Linked DNA regions of Homo sapiens: region 1 is linked to region 2. The links are chromatin contacts, found by Hi-C or POLR2A ChIA-PET in ENCODE. All regions are on one chromosome and are shown on one strand. Each heading gives the region's core, a stretch centred on a gene start or an enhancer-like site at or near the end of the contact. The rest is flanking DNA. Distances are from core to core; before and after follow the strand shown. Region 1 has its middle 220 kb from the start of NXPH2. Region 2 overlaps LOC105373640 (a long non-coding RNA gene).

Region 1 (2,926 bases), core at 86-2,585, 48 kb after region 2:
TTATATATATATATATATATATATATATATATATATATATATATATATATGAGTTTATTAACTATTAACTTACATGATCACAACGTCCCATAATAGGCTGTCTGCAAGCTGAGGAGCAAGGAGAGCCAGTCCAAGTCCCAAAACTGAAGGACTTTTGAGTCTGATGTTCCAGGGAAGGAAGCATCCAGCACAGGAGAAAGGTGTAGGCTGGGAGGCTAGGCCAGTCTGTCCCTTTTCACATTTTTCTGCCTGCTTTATATTCACTGGTGGCTGATCAGATTGTGCCCACCAGATTAACGGTGGGTCTGCTTTCTGGAGCCCACTGACTCAAATGTTTATTTCATTTGGCAACACCCTCACAGACACACCCAGGATCAATACTTTGTATCCATCAATCCAATCAAGTTGACAGTCGGTATTAACCATCACACCTGGATAGAATATATGTCATGATCTTTGTATGCATATAGAGAAAATAAATTAGTTGTTTGTGAGAAATGACCAGTTTAATGAAGCCAAACAACTGATTAGTTAGTGTAAATATGGTCATAGAGTTTATTTTAACCGATGTATTTTGCATGGCTTTGGAAAAATTGCTTAACCTTTTGGGCTTCAGTTTTCTTGTATACTAAATGACTTAATTGAATAAGATAATCTCCAAGAAACCTTTCATCTCTAGAAATAATGATCCTGTAAAGAGAAGAAAAAAGTACATTAAAGTAACACCATATGAAAGAAGCAACGTGCCTCTAAATATCAATATAATGGAGTGAGTTTTTACTCAAGTGTTATGTGTATAAGTCAGATATAGGCCAGTGAAGAAATTAGTGCAGAAACGCAGACTCAGAGTTTAATGATTTGCTGAAGCTAGAGACATGACTAGTGAAAATGTTTTTTGCCAGAAAACACAGAGCTAGTAAATTGATTGAAATAACATATCTGTTACAACTCTTTATGTTGCAAATAAGAGGAAAAAAATTCAATGTGGTTTAAATGACAAAAAAATCCATCAGCTCATATAACTGAAAAGTTAATACATTGTCATGATTTAAAGGAGACTTGATCTCAGAGGACTAAAGATTTCAGAAATAGCCCCATTTCTCTTCAGCTCTTTGCCTGGTCTCAAGTACTCCTAACAGTTTTGGATACCTTGGTTGATGTTAACAAAATAAATTTTGAATTCCAAATTTCACATTTTACAGTACTATAGCCAGGGAGGAATTATAGCATTATGGAAGCAAATTATCCCAGGATTTTGTGATAAATGTCTCCTTGCGTCTTATTAGCTTTATTTCAGTTACGTGTTGCTCTATGAGTCAATCATTGCAACCAGGGAAATAAGATACTTGGTAAGCTTAACCCATTCATTACTCATCTCTGGGGCATGAAGTGTGTCATCAAGCCACATTTACTAAGAATCAGAGAGAGATGATTTTCCAAAGATAATTTAGAAAGTTTTCAAGAGAGGGATATAGATTCAGGAGAGGCAAAAACACATGAACACCAAGTATTTTTTTTTCCTCATCAAACATTTACTAAGTATGTGCTATTTAACAAGTATCATTAGAAACTAGGAGCTCAGAGTACAGGGAAGGAAGCAGGCAATGGAATCTATAATGAGATGCAATGTGATTAGTACACTAAGTGCTCTGCCTAGAGAAGGTCAGGGATCTCACCTACTGGGCAGTGACTGTGTCCCAGGAGCTGGGCTAATTACCTCATAATTAAACCTTAAAGAGGTTGAATAACTAACAACATTAGTGCATTCGTGCAGTCATACTACACAGCTTCAGCTATTCACCTATCTTATACAAAGTTAAATTTATTGCAAGGAAACCAAGTAGCTCATACATTCAAAGAAAGAGATAGATAACCAGGTCTTGAACAAGAATAGCAACTAAACCAGCTTTGAGGATCTCAGAAGTGGGGATTCATAAAAGGACTTTTAATAACTGCTATGAGGATGATTGTGAGAAACTCTAATGCTAGAAGGTGACAAGAGAGGACCAAATTGCGGGAGGAGGGGCGGGGGGAATGGACATCAAAATATACTCCCATGAGGTGATTGACCTTGAGCTGAGTACTGGAGAAGACACAGATAAGAAAGGGGTTTAAAATGGTCCACCAGCAAGAAAGAATATTTAAACTCAGAGGCATAGGAGATCATGCTATTGTCAGGAGCCTTCAAATAACTCGTTTGATTCGAATTTTAGGGTACCTGTGGGAGAACTTGGTAGTATTTACCTTGCAAAGTGGGTGGGTGCCTCATTCTGAAGGGCCTTTTATGAAATGGCAAGGAGTTTGGACTTGTTTCTGCAAATATAAGGTGATCCACTGAAGGATCTAAAGATAAGAAGTGACTTGTTTCAATGTACATGATTGGCATCGTGAAGATAATTAACTGGAGAAGGGACAGAAACAAGGATAGGTAGAAAATATTGATATCAATGGATAAATGTGAATGTGAGGAAGATGAAGAATCTATAGTAATGGCCATATTGCTGTCTAGAGAAAAATGTGTGGCGATACTTTTTCCATTCTCTTACTTATTAAAAAAGAGGGAATAGAGAGAAAGGAAGATGAGCTTTCAATGGGTAAGAAAGTTTTAGAAATATTCAGATGTCTCCAATTGAAGATACCTAGTTAGAAGTTGAGATATAAGTTAGAAAAAAATTTGTAGAGTTAACAACCTATGAAAATATAGCTGTGACCCAGAAATGTACGTAAAGTTAAAAGAGCAGAGAGCTAATGATGAAATAGTAAGAAATATCAACATTTAAGGGCTATGTGAGAAAAAGAATACAGAAAGACACATGGAAGGAAAATCAGAATAAAATTGTGTTATCTCAAGATTATAAAATAAAAAACCAGGCCAAATGGCACCAAGAGGTTAAGAAATGGAGAAAACAACCTGTTGAATTTGACA
Region 2 (2,988 bases), core at 277-2,776:
GCCACGTCCCTAGCAACTTGCCTGACTCATTTGGCAGGCCAGTTTCCATTTGACTCATCCTGATTATCTCTAACACTAACAAATGAGACATTTCCTGGCTGCAAATCAAAGTATCTCCTTTGGGTGATAAAATTAAACCACAGACTTGGTGATGCAGCTGGATCTCTGGACTCAAATATTTCCTTGTGGTTTCTAGCAGACCTCAAATTGGATTCCACTTCTAGAACTTACATCCTGAGGTAGAAAGGTCTAGGAATGTGTCTTCAACTGGCAAGTCCCTGTGATTATTTCTGGCAGCAAAGGAGGATATAGATATTAGCAGGGAGCTGAGATAAGTATCACTTACCCTTTGGATTCACCTTATACTTGACCTGGAGGAGATGTTTTTCCCAGCTGAAGTTTAAATGAATATGTAGGCATTTTGAAGGGCTTTCTTCCTTGAGGTTGCTTCCAGAGAATCAAAATCTTGTTAGAATTATTCTGGGCATTGATTCAAAGTATGAGAGGCTAAAATATTGCCAACACGGTAATTTACACAATATAATAGCAGGGGAAAATAAATTATCCACAACTTACAGCAATGCCCTGTGAGCAGAAAGCCTCTTGGAGCACACAAAAATTATATCTGCAATATATCAGCAACATAAAGCTCAAGATTATAAGAATAAGATTCAAGTTCTTGAAAAATTAGTGAAAATTCCATTTCACCATCACTTTAGAAATTGAACAGTAATAATAAATGGGCACAGCCAGTGCTGAGGCATGACTGATTGAATTACATATTCCATCCTATTTGTTATTCAGCACCTCATATCCTCAGAGGACTTTGTTCTCATGCTTCAAGTATGGAAACTTGGTATTATTCCCATTTTGTTTACAAGGAAATGGAAACACTGGAAAGTGTGTTTCCTTTAAGGTCACTTTATTGATCTGAGAAAAAACTGTAATGGAATTGGAAGCTATCAAATCCCTATGTCCTGGGGCTGTCATGGACTGTAGCTTAAGCCAGAATTTCAGAGCCAGGGAAGATCAAAGAATAAAGACAACTGTATGTGCTGGGGATTCAGACCTCTGGTGATCTTTTCATTGAAATCACTGTTCTTCTTATCAACCTTTTGTTTTCTGGGTCTTTACATAAAAGTTTCCCTTTGCTGTGTAGCTTCTTTGTCATCACTGTTGGGAGCAGAATATTCCCTTGCTGTGCTCTACATTATGTTCCTGTCTATTCCTAAGAAGGTTTTACTTGAGAATATAGCTTAGAATGATTAAGCAATATGATCCTCAGCTGAATAATATGTGAAAAGGGCAATTACATGAGACTTTTATGTAATATCCAGAGAACAAGAAAAAGAGAGTTAACAGAATAAAGAAGGCAAAGAAGAAAGAGCAAATTGTATAATCTTACGAATAGAGAGAGTGGACGGGGGGAAATATTTTGGTGCAGGAAGATTTCACAACTGATAAGAGATGGAATTCATTGTGGATTCTCTCTCCCTTTGTTATCCGTGTTGAGTCATCAAATCCAATGTCCACACCTCTTCCTCTCTTTCTGTAGCTTTGCCTCTGGGCTATGTGAAAAGTAATACATGTCATCTATGTTTCAGGTATCAAAGGGGACTTGGTCAGAGAGCTAAATAAGTTTCTTTTTTCCTCCACTTAACTTCCTGCAGCAGCCTCTTAAATGCCTTTCCATTGGTGGTTACTCTCCATTCCAGTTCTAGCTGTGTGCCACTCCTCTGGCTTAGTCATTTTAACCAAAATTTCCATCAGGTTACTTCCTGGCTGAAACCTTTGCTCATCCTCTCTTTACCTTATCCCCCAATTAAAAGTCAGCTGATTAAAGCTCGAATTCCCACATCTCTTCATCATCTGGACCAGCATTATCTTTCTATGTTAAGCCTTGCATAGCCTCTTTCAGTTTCCTATTGCTATTCACATTAAAGTAAAACGTTAGTTGCTCTCTGAGCATATCTCAAAGTTTTCTGCATCCACTTTGTTATCCATTATCTTTCTTCTGTGGAGAATGCTATCCATTTCTTCCCTGATCCATCTCTGCATCTGTTGACCTCCTACTTGTCCTTCAAGGCTTGCCTTCAAAGGTACCTCTCGACTGTCTATTTCTGTACTTATTAAAGATCATCTTGTATTATGGTGTTTTTCTGATCCATCCCCCCTGCTGTATTACAAGTTTGCTAAGGTTAAAAACTGTGTCTTAGTTATCATTGGATTTTCCGTCCTTTCTCCTCCAGCCAGGACCTGGCACAATGCTGTGCTCATAGAAACAACTAAATGAATGAATAACAAATAAATTAATGGCCAAATGAAAGAGCAAGTGATATATGAGCTCTAGAGAAATTAAGAGACACAGAATAAAATCTCTGTACTTTAAAAAGATAAAATTTGGAAAAGATATATAGCCCATATATTTGAAATATAAAAAGTTACGCTTGTTTATATTAAGGGTTACATGAGTTTATGAGTTCTCTAGAACAAATGTACTGCAAAGTGCAGCTGGAAAAGGAGATTACTCTGGACTGAGATCAATGACTTCTTAGAGAAGCTGGGACTTGAGCCGAGTCAGATGCATGCATATAACTAAGCTAGACATAGAAGAAACTATGTTTATTTTACTATAATTTTCTGTACTACTTATTATAATTAATTGTGTATGTACTTGTTCATGAAACTAGACTATTAGAAATTTGAAGAAAAGGCACTTTTTTGTTGTTGTTTTCCAGTAATATGTGCATCTCCTGCAGTTATTACCACGTGCCTGGCATATAGAACATGCTTAATAAAAGTGTGGTAATTGAGAGTGTTGAACATTTCAGGCAAAACAAATAGGGTAAGCAAAATAACAGAGATTGGGATTCACATTAGATATTTAAAAAACAGTGAGGAGAATGTTTCCATTGGTTTCCAAAATACCTAATAGGGAGGATAATTTGATAAAATTAGAATAAAGGGAGCTAAATTACAAAAGATGTT

The links. A loop is a pair of places that touch in the nucleus more often than their neighbours do. ChIA-PET counts read pairs that join two places held with the same protein, here RNA polymerase II (POLR2A). Pooled maps may share reads with other maps.
Region 1: a map of PC-3 shows a loop between it and region 2 (6-fold over the local background). The contact joins two enhancer-like sites. A Hi-C loop is called at or near these places in 1 of 168 maps with a recorded cell type or tissue (PC-3) and 1 of 50 pooled maps. POLR2A ChIA-PET finds 5 or more read pairs at or near these places in 2 of 52 experiments (OCI-LY7 and WTC11).

Annotation. Positions count from the first base shown.
Region 1 is chr2:138,996,681-138,999,606 of GRCh38, forward strand. No RefSeq gene overlaps it. Among named protein-coding and RNA genes, the nearest start is that of NXPH2, 220 kb to the left of the region's middle. Within about 2 kb of position 1,336, at least 2 of the 41 ENCODE cell types and tissues checked have a DNase peak (open chromatin) inside an H3K27ac peak, as active enhancers do; they include PC-3, where a contact is called at or near this core.
Region 2 is chr2:138,948,130-138,951,117 of GRCh38, forward strand. The region is part of intron 2 of LOC105373640 (a long non-coding RNA gene); the gene reads left to right. Among named protein-coding and RNA genes, the nearest start is that of NXPH2, 170 kb to the left of the region's middle. Within about 2 kb of position 1,527, at least 4 of the 41 ENCODE cell types and tissues checked have a DNase peak (open chromatin) inside an H3K27ac peak, as active enhancers do; they include PC-3, where a contact is called at or near this core.